Linked DNA regions of Homo sapiens: region 2 is linked to region 1. The links are chromatin contacts, found by Hi-C or POLR2A ChIA-PET in ENCODE. All regions are on one chromosome and are shown on one strand. Each heading gives the region's core, a stretch centred on a gene start or an enhancer-like site at or near the end of the contact. The rest is flanking DNA. Distances are from core to core; before and after follow the strand shown. Region 1 holds the start of MAP7D3 (MAP7 domain containing 3). Region 2 holds the start of INTS6L-AS1 (INTS6L antisense RNA 1).

What was found. A loop is a pair of places that touch in the nucleus more often than their neighbours do. ChIA-PET counts read pairs that join two places held with the same protein, here RNA polymerase II (POLR2A). Pooled maps may share reads with other maps.
Region 2: a loop to region 1 is called in a map of naive thymus-derived CD4-positive, alpha-beta T cell, with 11 times the contacts of the local background. The contact joins the promoter of INTS6L-AS1 here to the promoter of MAP7D3 in region 1. A Hi-C loop is called at or near these places in 2 of 168 maps with a recorded cell type or tissue (endothelial cell of umbilical vein and naive thymus-derived CD4-positive, alpha-beta T cell), 1 of 37 single-sample maps with no recorded cell type and 11 of 50 pooled maps. POLR2A ChIA-PET finds 5 or more read pairs at or near these places in 1 of 52 experiments (activated CD4-positive, alpha-beta T cell).

The regions. Positions count from the first base shown.
Region 1 is chrX:136,248,348-136,253,272 of GRCh38, reverse strand. It overlaps MAP7D3 (MAP7 domain containing 3), which reads left to right and starts at 1,873. Exons shown (of 19, transcript NM_024597.4): 1 at 1,873-1,984. The coding sequence starts at 1,915. RefSeq lists a silencer at 1,767-2,156.
Region 2 is chrX:135,517,162-135,522,230 of GRCh38, reverse strand. It overlaps INTS6L-AS1 (INTS6L antisense RNA 1), which reads left to right and starts at 1,557. Exons shown (of 2, transcript NR_046740.1): 1 at 1,557-1,664; 2 at 1,859-2,148. It overlaps INTS6L (integrator complex subunit 6 like), which reads right to left and starts at 1,571. Exons shown (of 18, transcript NM_001351601.3): 1 at 1,128-1,571; 2 at 913-990. The coding sequence starts at 1,238. RefSeq lists silencers at 468-667, 728-997 and enhancers at 1,248-1,307, 1,338-1,417.

The sequences.
Region 1 (4,925 bases), core at 624-3,123:
TGTATGTGTGTGTGTTTTGTGGGCACCCTAATCATATGTGTGTCGTATTAATAATCATGAATGGCTACCATCCTGGATATCATGCAAAGCATTGGTCTCTGTATTTACTTAGAAGCAGAGCTTCGGGAGTTATAATGCCAAACTGTTTATTTTTGCCACTAGTTTTTTTTTTCTTCGAGACAGAGTCTCGCTCTGTTGCCCAGGCTGGAGTGCAGTGGCAGCTCTCGGCTCACTGCAACCTCCACCTCCCGGGTTCAAGCGATTCTCCTGCCTCAGCCTCCCGAGCAGCTGGGATTACAGGGGCCCGCCACGACGCCCAGCTAATTTTTGTATTTTTACTAGAGACGGGGTTTCCCCATGCTGGCCAGGCTGATCTTGAACTCCTGACTTCAGGTTATCCACCTGCCTGGGCCTCCCAAAGTGCTGGGGCTGGGATTACAGGTGTGAACCACCGTGCCTGGCCCCCCACTTGTATTAATCTACATCATCGCAAACACTTATTGACCACGTTTTAATTTTTGTTAAAATTGTAGGTGCAACGTAATGTCTTTTTTTTCTTTTTCTTTTCTTTTCTTTTTTTTTTTTTTTTTTTTTTTGAGACAGAGTCTCGCTCTGTCACCCAGGCTGGAGTGCAGTGGTGCTATCATGGCTCACTGCAAACTCCACCTCCCGGGTTCAAGCGATTCTCCTGCCTCAGCCTCCCAAGTAGCTGGGATTACAGGCACCCACCACCATGCCCGGCTAATTTTTGTATTTTTAGTAGAGTCGGAGTTTCACCATGTTGGCCAGGCTAGTCTCGAACTCCTGACCTCAAATGATCCACCCACCTCAGCCTCCCAAAATGCTAGGATTACAGGCATGAGCCACCGTGCCTGCCCCATATTACATATTATATATATTATATATTAATATATGTAACTTATGCTATCATTGCTAACATATGTAATATATGCTATTATTAGCTTCTTCCATTTTACAGCTCCCATGTCATTTGGAGACTCAGTGGTCTCGCCAAAGTGCCCATCTCACAAGTGGTCCAGCCCCATTTTGGGATCTCCTGCACCACACTTAATGGCCCCAACCATAAACTGCGTGCCTACAACTATGTCACTACACACACACTCACAACAGTGGTGACTCCACCTCATAAGGGCAAGCCCCCATGAAGTGAGGTCTGCCCCTTAAAGGAGCCTCAGGCCAATGACGGTTTTCCTTGTGAATGGGAAAAACATTCTGCAACCTGGTAGAGTCTCTCCCAAAATCCGGAGAGATTGATGCCAATAAGTCCTCTGCCTCTCTTTGAAGACTCACAAACATCTTAAAGATATTTCACCCAACTTTGAGACCTATGTGTCATGATTTATTGTGCAACAGTTTAGGGAAGCCTACTCATGATGGGGCCCCTAGCACCTCAAAGCAAGCCTGCGACTCCCAACCTCTCCCTAGGCTTCTTCCCCCAACTTGGGTCTTTCTTTGTGTAATGTTTCAAGGACTAGTAAACTCATGATACAAGCGCACCCAGGAGGCACGCCGTAAATGTTCTTTAAATGAATGAATGAATGAGGAAGGAATGTTACTGTGTTGCTAGGTAAAGGTGAAGAAAGGAATGTTGGGGGGGCCAAGCTGGGTGCTGATTGGCTAGTCCTCACAATGCAGTAGGGGCAGAGCACGGAACATAGGAGAGGGTTTCTTTAGACCAGGTAGTCGCTGCCCAGCCGGTCAGGACGTGGGACGCAAGGGGCAATCCTGCCCGGTTCGCAGGTCCGAGGCGGGCGCGGTGGCCCTTCGGGCCCCGCCCCGCCCCGCCCCGCCCCGCCCCGCCCACCGGCAGCCCGGCCACGACCCAAGCGGAGGCCGCGCCGACGCCTGCGCAATGTATGCGGAGAGCCACCACCGCCTCCGGTCCCGACTCCGATGATGGCGGACGGCGCCGCAGCTGGCGCTGGCGGCAGCCCATCCTTGAGAGAGCTGCGGGCACGGATGGGTGAGCGGGCGGGTGGCTCCCGGGGGTGGTTCGGGCCCGCGTGGGAGGCAGGGTTCCCGCAGTCCCCGGGCCGTCGGAGCGGCGCAGCGGGCGCCACAAAACTTTTCCCTGGAGTCGCCTCGTGCTATCTGGTCCTCCCCTCACCCCCGCCGGAGTGCCCTGGGATGGGACAGGGGCGGGGGCGGGGGGTTGAAATTGTCAGCCGACGCCGCGAGCCGCCTGAGTCCCGCCGCCAACGGTCGAACTGCCGCTGCCAACGGTCTGAGCCCCGCGGACGCGGCGCGAGGCAACTCACGGGCTCTGCTTCGACGGGCGGGGCGGGGGCGGCTGGAAGCCGGACCCCGCGGACCGCCCCGTGCCCCATCTGCCCTTGGGGGGCGGTGGCCGCCCGCGCAACCGCCCCAACGAACGCACAGCTGCCTGGGATGTGCGGGCGCCCGCAGGGACTCCGCGCGCCGGCGCCGCCTCCGCCGCCAGGCAGCCTTTCCAGGCACGGAAAGTTTGAGTTATCCCCCAGCCCGGGTCGTGGGCGAGTTTAGGCGCTTTTACTGTCGCAGTCCTTGCCTCTCCCAAAGGCTTACCTCCTGCACCCTCCCGGTCAAGGTCCAGGGAGGAAGCTGGGTGAGGGTGGGGATGCTTAAAAGTTGCTTTAAAAGTTGGGATGAAACTTGGCTCTTTGCATCTCCTGATTTGCCTGCTGTAGCACATGACTTCAACAAGATGTCATCTTCTGTGGGACATCTTGCAGTCTCTAGGCTGAACTGAACGGGAATCAGCACTTCAGAGTGCTTTTTCCTCAACTAGTCCCATCGCCAAAACGTTTTTCCCTCCTCGAAAACCGTTAATCTTATACAATTTGACAGCACATTGCTTGGTCCAGGAGACTGCTCCACTACCTGAGATAGGATTTCTTCCTTTCAGGAGGTTGCTTTTAGCCTGTTAGACTAGTTCCCTCTGCTATGAGCGCGAATAAAACGATTTTATTAATTTTAATTGAATTTCTTAGGGGTTTTTTTGCATTTGCAATTAAAAAGTTAGATTGTTTACGATTGGGAAGCTATATGTTACTTGAGAAGACTTTGAATCAGCTCTCCAAAGACTGTGTCAGAAGCATATACTACATACACTTTCACCATTCATTAGGGAGAAAAGAATCTTCCTTCCGTGTCTATACTTATGGTTCACCTAGAAAGACAGTCTCCAATAAATTGTGTTGCTTATTGGTACCTGTGGCTCTCAGGCACTGGTTTATTTCAGTGATTTAGATTAACCAGCATTACTCCAATATGGTGAAGAAGCTGTGAACCGGATAAACCCCTAAAAGCATTTGTATATCAGATGTTGGAAAGTGTTTTAAAATTATATATGGGACAGATACTGGAATTCACAGCATTTCAAACCAAAAACTTAAGAGCCATGTAAAAGTCTTAACCTAGGACCCTGGTTTAAAACCTTGCTGCCCACTTCATGTTAGGAATTGTAAATATCGCATGTTAGACTTTTTTCACAGAGCACCAACTTGACCAGAACTGCCCTTTAGATCTCAGCGTTTTCCTGAAGGGGTCAAGGAGACAGATGTTTTTGCTAAAATGTTGTTTTCATCTTCTGCTGGCAGTCTGGCAGCAAGAGTTAAAACTGTCTTGAATACATAACATATAAATGCATAGCACAGTCAAAATACATTTATTTTATACATTTATGTATGCATGCAATAGATACATGTATATATATATGTGTTACATATAAAGTGTAAATATATATTTGTTGAGTGATGTTTTCTGTGCATAGCACTGTGCTGAGGTTGTAGCATACCAAATATTTAACAAAACACGTGTTTATATTTTTATGCAGAATTGTTTTAAAATAAAAATTTATTTGAATATTTCAACCAGATGAGCATAAGAAACTTGCCACTGACGTATCACCTTTCCCTTCTTGTTTTTCTAAATTCACCAGTGTTTCTCAGTTTAGAATAACTTTTTCAAAGAATAATTTCTACCAATGCAGAAAAAGCTACGGAGATTGACAGCTAGATTATCATAGAATTTTAGAGTTGGAGAAACCTTAAGATGATCTTGTCAGGCATCCAGAGTCCCAGCTGTAAAATCCTGGGGCACTTCTGCCACTTGAATGGGCACTCTCATGAGGAGCTTAATATTTTTCCAAGTAGCCATTCCATTGTAGACAGCTCTAAATGGTAGAAAATTGTCTCCAGTTTTGTCTTCAAGACATGCTATCTTTGGTTTGAACTTGGAGGTCTTCTGAAAGTCTCAGCCCTATGACTTTGGCTTTTGCTATTTGAGGCAAAATTCTGTGAATCTGCCTGATTTTTATGGTTCTCTGATGGCAGATTTCTTTTCCTGTTATTTTTTCTTAATATTTCAAAATAAAGTTGCTTTGAAATTTACAGTTAAATCAAGTTCTGGCTTCACCACTTACTACCTGTGTGAACTGGGAAAGTTATGTTTAGCTTCAGTTTTTTCAACTATAAAAAAAATTGGGGAAAATAATTACGTCCACTTTATAGGATTGTTGTAAGAATTACATGAAGTAATACAAATGAACTTTGTAAATGGTGAAATGGTATATAATATGTGTTATGGAAGTTTTTAGAAAAGTTCTATAAATACAGATTAAGATTCATAATTCAGTTTTAGTAATACACTACACATTTTCTTATTTAATCTCTGGGCAAAATATAACTTTTACTTTAATTTTGGATTTAGAATTAGTATAAGGACTACAGAAATACCTTGCTGTTACTTTTAACTGAATATTAAGTAAATTCCCTCATTCATTTAAATGCATGTTAAGTAAATTCTTTCATTCAATGAAGTTGAATAAAATGTTGACTTTATTATATCCAGACATAAAGGTGTTATCCCATTTTCTGGACATTTTAAATAATTTTTAAACCCTGTCCTTTCTGTTAATGTATTTC
Region 2 (5,069 bases), core at 308-2,807, 730 kb after region 1:
TCCCTAAAAAGCTCTGCCCCTGTGGGTTCGCACTTGGCACGTCCCCCTCCGTGTCGTTGCTTCGCTGGAATTTCCAATGAAACAGTAACAGTAGCTAAGGTAACTGAGAGCGGGGCTGAACCTGGCCAATTCCGGAGCAGAAACGCAAAGACTTTCTCCGGGTCTGGGGGTGGGGAGACTGGCGTCGCGGACAGATTTCCGATTGCGCGGGGGTGGTGAGAGGCCAACGAGTGCAAAGGCGGTTGTCTAGTCTTTGAAGGCCGGCGGCTGGCTCTGCCACGCTCTCAGCAGGAAGGGGAGGGGACCAGGAGGAAGAGGGGGAGAAGGAGGAGATGCAGCGAAGAGCCCAAGGAGGGGGAGGAAGACCGGGGGAGGAAGGAGGGGCCAGAGGAGGAGCCCAGGCTCCGGGAAAGCCCGCGCGCCCGGCCGGCAGGACCTCGGGGCGGAGTCGCAGGCTCCGTCCGGCCCCCCGCGCGGCGACCCTCGCGCGGTGCGCCTCGAAGGGGCGGGCCCGCCTCGCAGCCTCCCTCCGGGTTTCGGGCCCTCCTTCCCCGCTCCTCCCTCCCCTCCCTCCTTTCCATCTCAGCAGCGCCCTCAGTCTCCCTCTCGCAGGCTCATACAAAAGCAAAATGTCCGCCATGTTCCGAGGCGGCTGCGGTTGTCGCGCCACGAGCTCGGCCCTCCTGCGGTTTCTCCCCGGGGCTGCTCCTCCCCGGTCCCCTCTCCCCGACCCCAGGCGCGACAGCTACTCCGAAGCCGCCGACGGCACCACTCCGCCCGCCCTCTGCGCACCCCCTCGCCGCCCGCCCCGCCGGGCGACGCAGGACCGCCTTAGGCGGGGGCAGGGGGGTAAGCAGCCCCCGCCGACTTGCTCCCGCTTCCCGCCTGTCCCCCCACCCGTAGCCCCTTTACCTTGATGCAGTACGGGGGTTCGTCGTAGGTGACCAGCATGTACCTGTCTCCACGGCTGGCCGGGTCCCGGGCGCGCAGCTGCGGGGCAAGGGATGACGGAGGGGGTCGCGTAGGAAAGGAGGGGGGAGGGCGATACAAACGTTACAGAAGCACCTCAATCCACACCCTGAAATCCCTCGGGAGCTCTCCCCATCTCTCCCCTCCCCTCCCTTTACCTTCAAGAATAACTCCACAGCGCCTTTGGCAATGTCCAAATAAGAGGTGCCCAGGTCAGTGCGCTGGTTCATAGAGGCGGACGTGTCTATGAGGAACAGCAGGATGGGCATCTTCCCCCGCACTCCTGCCTCCGCTCCCCACTCTCCCGGCCCTCTTGCCCTCACTGCCGCGTACGGCCACCTGAACCCTCAACTCTCGCAGAGCCGGGGAGCAAGGAGCAAGAGGAAGAGGGGGAGACGGGACGGGACGGGACGGATGGGACCGCTCCTGGCCTCCTCTTTCTGCAGCCCCACCTCCTCTCCCTCCAAGGGAACTTGAAAGTGTGAGCGTGTGTAGCCCTCGGGGCCCTCCCCCTTCCTCTCTTCTGCTGCCACCACTACTGCCGCTGCCAGGACTACTGCCTAAGCATCCGTCCGCGCTCACTAGAGCGCTCGCCCCAGACTGAGCGCCGTCTCTGTTCACTGACAACTTCTGTCTGCTCACCTACCATCGGCACCATGTGACCAGAACCCATGCCATTGGCTGCCAATTATGTGGTATTTGCATATTCATTAGATGACAGGACTAGGGGAGGGACTTGGGCGAACCCTGGGAGTTGAAGTTTGAACCCAGGCAGAGGGTAAGGGGAAGTGTTACGGACCCTCGCTAGGATTCTCCTTTAAAGGACTTGGAAGCAGTTCGAATGATTAGTTCGGGTGGTTTAAATGGATTTTTCTGTCTCTCTTCAAAGATGGTGATTCGAAAAGAAGAGTGAATTTGAGCAACAGTTGTACAGAAGTACAGAAGCAGATGCTTGGACAGTTTGCACAGAAAATTCTTCGCTAACTGCAATCGATCAATCCTGCCAGTGGCGAAGACGAAAATATTTCAGAAGCAGCAAACTTCTTTCCTGGCAGGACGTACTCACATTCCTTTAGATCCCTCCCCCGTCTTGATCAGTATTTGTGAGTTGGTTGCTGGCCTTGCATTCCACATATATCTACTTAGAAAGGAAACTAAAGCTTAAACACAGTTACAGTTACCTAAACTGGCCTTTTGTATGCACAAGCTTCTTCAGTTTCACTAAGCTCTTTGAAACATTGGCCTGCCTGTGATAATTCCACCACTGTTCCCTCTGCGCAGCCTTTACACATGGAGGTTTGCAAACCTAGATTGTGATTCAACTCACATATTTATTTATTTATTTATTTTTATAAATAAATAAAGAGGATCTCGCTTGATCGCCCAGGCTGGAGTGCAGTGGCCCCATCATAGCTGCCTGCAGCGTCCAGCTCCTGGGCTTAAGCGATCCTCCCATCTCAGCCTCTCAAGTAGCTGGGACCACAGGGGCAGGCTCTCAACTCACATTTATTGAGTGCCTATGAAGAGCCAGGCACCCACGGTAGCCTTGTTTAATCTTTGAATTAATTATGGCAGATGGCATTGTATTCAATTTTCAGTAGAGGAAAATGCAGCTCCCTGAGGTTAGGGTAACAATTACGGATACTCTCAGGTCTGGCTCTGTGAAGAGACTCAGTAAGTGGCCAACCACACTTGATTGACTACTTCATATGACACAATTTTAAAAATTGGACTTGTGTATTCCTGGCAATTACTATTGACAATGTGGAATCCAGGACTTCAATGAGTTTGCAGTTTCATTGAGGAGAGATGATGACATATACATACATAATATTTTATATATTTTGGCCAGGCGCAGTGGCTCATGCCTGTAATTCCAGCACTTTGGGAGGCCGAGGTGGGTGGATCATTTGAGGGCAGGAGTTTGAGACCAGCCTGGCCAACATGGTGAAACCCCCGTCTCTACTAAAAATACAAAAATTAGCCGGGCATGGGAGCAGGCGCCTGTAGTCCCAGCTACTTGGGAGGCTGAGGCAGGAGAATCACTTCAACCCAGGAGACGGAGGTTGCAGTGAACTGAGATCACACCACTGCACTCCAGCCTGGGCAACAGAATGAGATAACATCTCAAAAAAGTATTTTATATATTTTATATACACTCTCTCTCTCTCTCTCTCTCTCTATATATATATGTATGTTCTGTGTATATGTTTCATATATTATATATGCACATTCAATAACATTCTCAGAGAAATACGATTTTAAAAGAAGTCATATGGCAGTATATGAATCAGGGACAAACAAGGATGCAAGTTAAAAAGTGCTATGGAAACAATGGTCCAGTCTAGAAATTCATAGGATTTCACGAACAAGGCACAAAAAGGGAAGAGAGGGAATCTGGGTTGGAAGGAATGATATGAACAAAAACTCAGCCAAAGATAGTACTATGTATGGTGCATTTCAGGCCATTCTGGTGGAAAGTAGGGAATTAATGAAGAAATAAGGATGAAAAAGATACTAGAAGCCCCCATTTCCATTCCGATACAAATGTCAGTGTAGAAGGGCAATGCCTACATGGGCTAGGGTACAAAAAATATAGGACTGTTGGGGGCAGTGTGTTAGTTTTCTACTGCTGTTTAACAAATTATTACAAATTTAGTGGCTTAAAACAACACAAGCATTTACTATCTCACAGTTTCCATGAGTCAGAGGTCTAAGTTTACCTGGGTTCTCTACTTAGTCTCATAAGTCTGCAGTCAACGTGTCAGCCAGGCTGTTTTCATCTGGAGGTTCACCTGGGAAAGAACTGGCTTCCAGGCTCATTCAGATTTCTGGCAGAATTCATTTCCTTGGGGCTGTTGCTGGTGACCAGAGGCCACCTTCAGGTCCACCTTCTGTTGCAGGTCTCTGCCATATGGCTTTCTCCATTGGCTGTTCACAACATAGCTGCTACTTCAGGGCCAGCAGAGAAATCTCTTACTCCAAGATGGAGCCTTATGTAATGTAGATAATCTCAACTAGAAGCAAGTCACAGGTCCCACCCACACTCAAGGAAAGAATATTATACAGGATGTAACACCAAGGATTGGAGATCATGGGGCCAGCTAAGAATTGTGCCTAATATTAGATAGGGATGGGATTATTAAGATGGGGATGTGATTATTTCCTGGAAACAAACTTTGCCTAGTTCACAGTTTTTATGAGATGGAATCTTGCTCTGTCGCCCAGACTGCAGTACAGTGGCATGATCTCGGCTCACTGCAACCTCTGCCTCCCAGCTTAAAGCGATTCTCCTGCCTCAGCCTCCTGAGTAGCTGGTACTAGAGGCATGTGCTACCATGCTCAGCTAATTTTTATATTTTGAGTAGAGATGGAGTTTCACCATGTTGGCCAGGCTGGTCTCAAACTCCTGACTTCAAGCGATCCACCCACCTCGGCCTCCCAAATTGCTGGGTTTACAGGTGTGAGCCACCGTGCCCTGCCTGTTAAAGTCAATTTTGAGTAATACTGTACAAACTTTCAGCCCACCGAATAAATGCATTGGGTTGACTTGTTGCTTAGACTAGCCTTTGGTTGAAGAATTACAAGATTTCCTATGAGGAGTTTATATTTTATTTTGTGAATATCTATATGTGTATGTGTGTATGAGAGAGGAGAATAAGGACTGCTGAGCCATGATATACCCCAGTTTACAAATGGTATTTTAAGATGACATTAAAATATCTCCTTTATACTTTCCTCCCAACTTTTCAATGAGTGTGCCTTACTTTTATAATCAGAAAAGGGGCTATGTTAAAAATTACATTAAAAGAATTGTAAAAAGTTCTTCCAACTTGAATATTACTGAGACAATTTTCAAAAACGGCTTACCAGCATTAGTGAAACACAAATAGTCTCAGTCACACAATGCTCCTGTGGTCAAGGATATGCATGGTGCCACAGAGTGACCTTCTAGGGACAAGATATTCTCCCCATGCAGGTGAATGCCTTTTAATTTTTTTTTTTTTCTAACAAGACATGTTATTGATTTTTTCTGGCATAAATGCAAATGGAATTGAAATGATGTCAACATAGAATTGAAAAATATTTGTGTCTCAGTA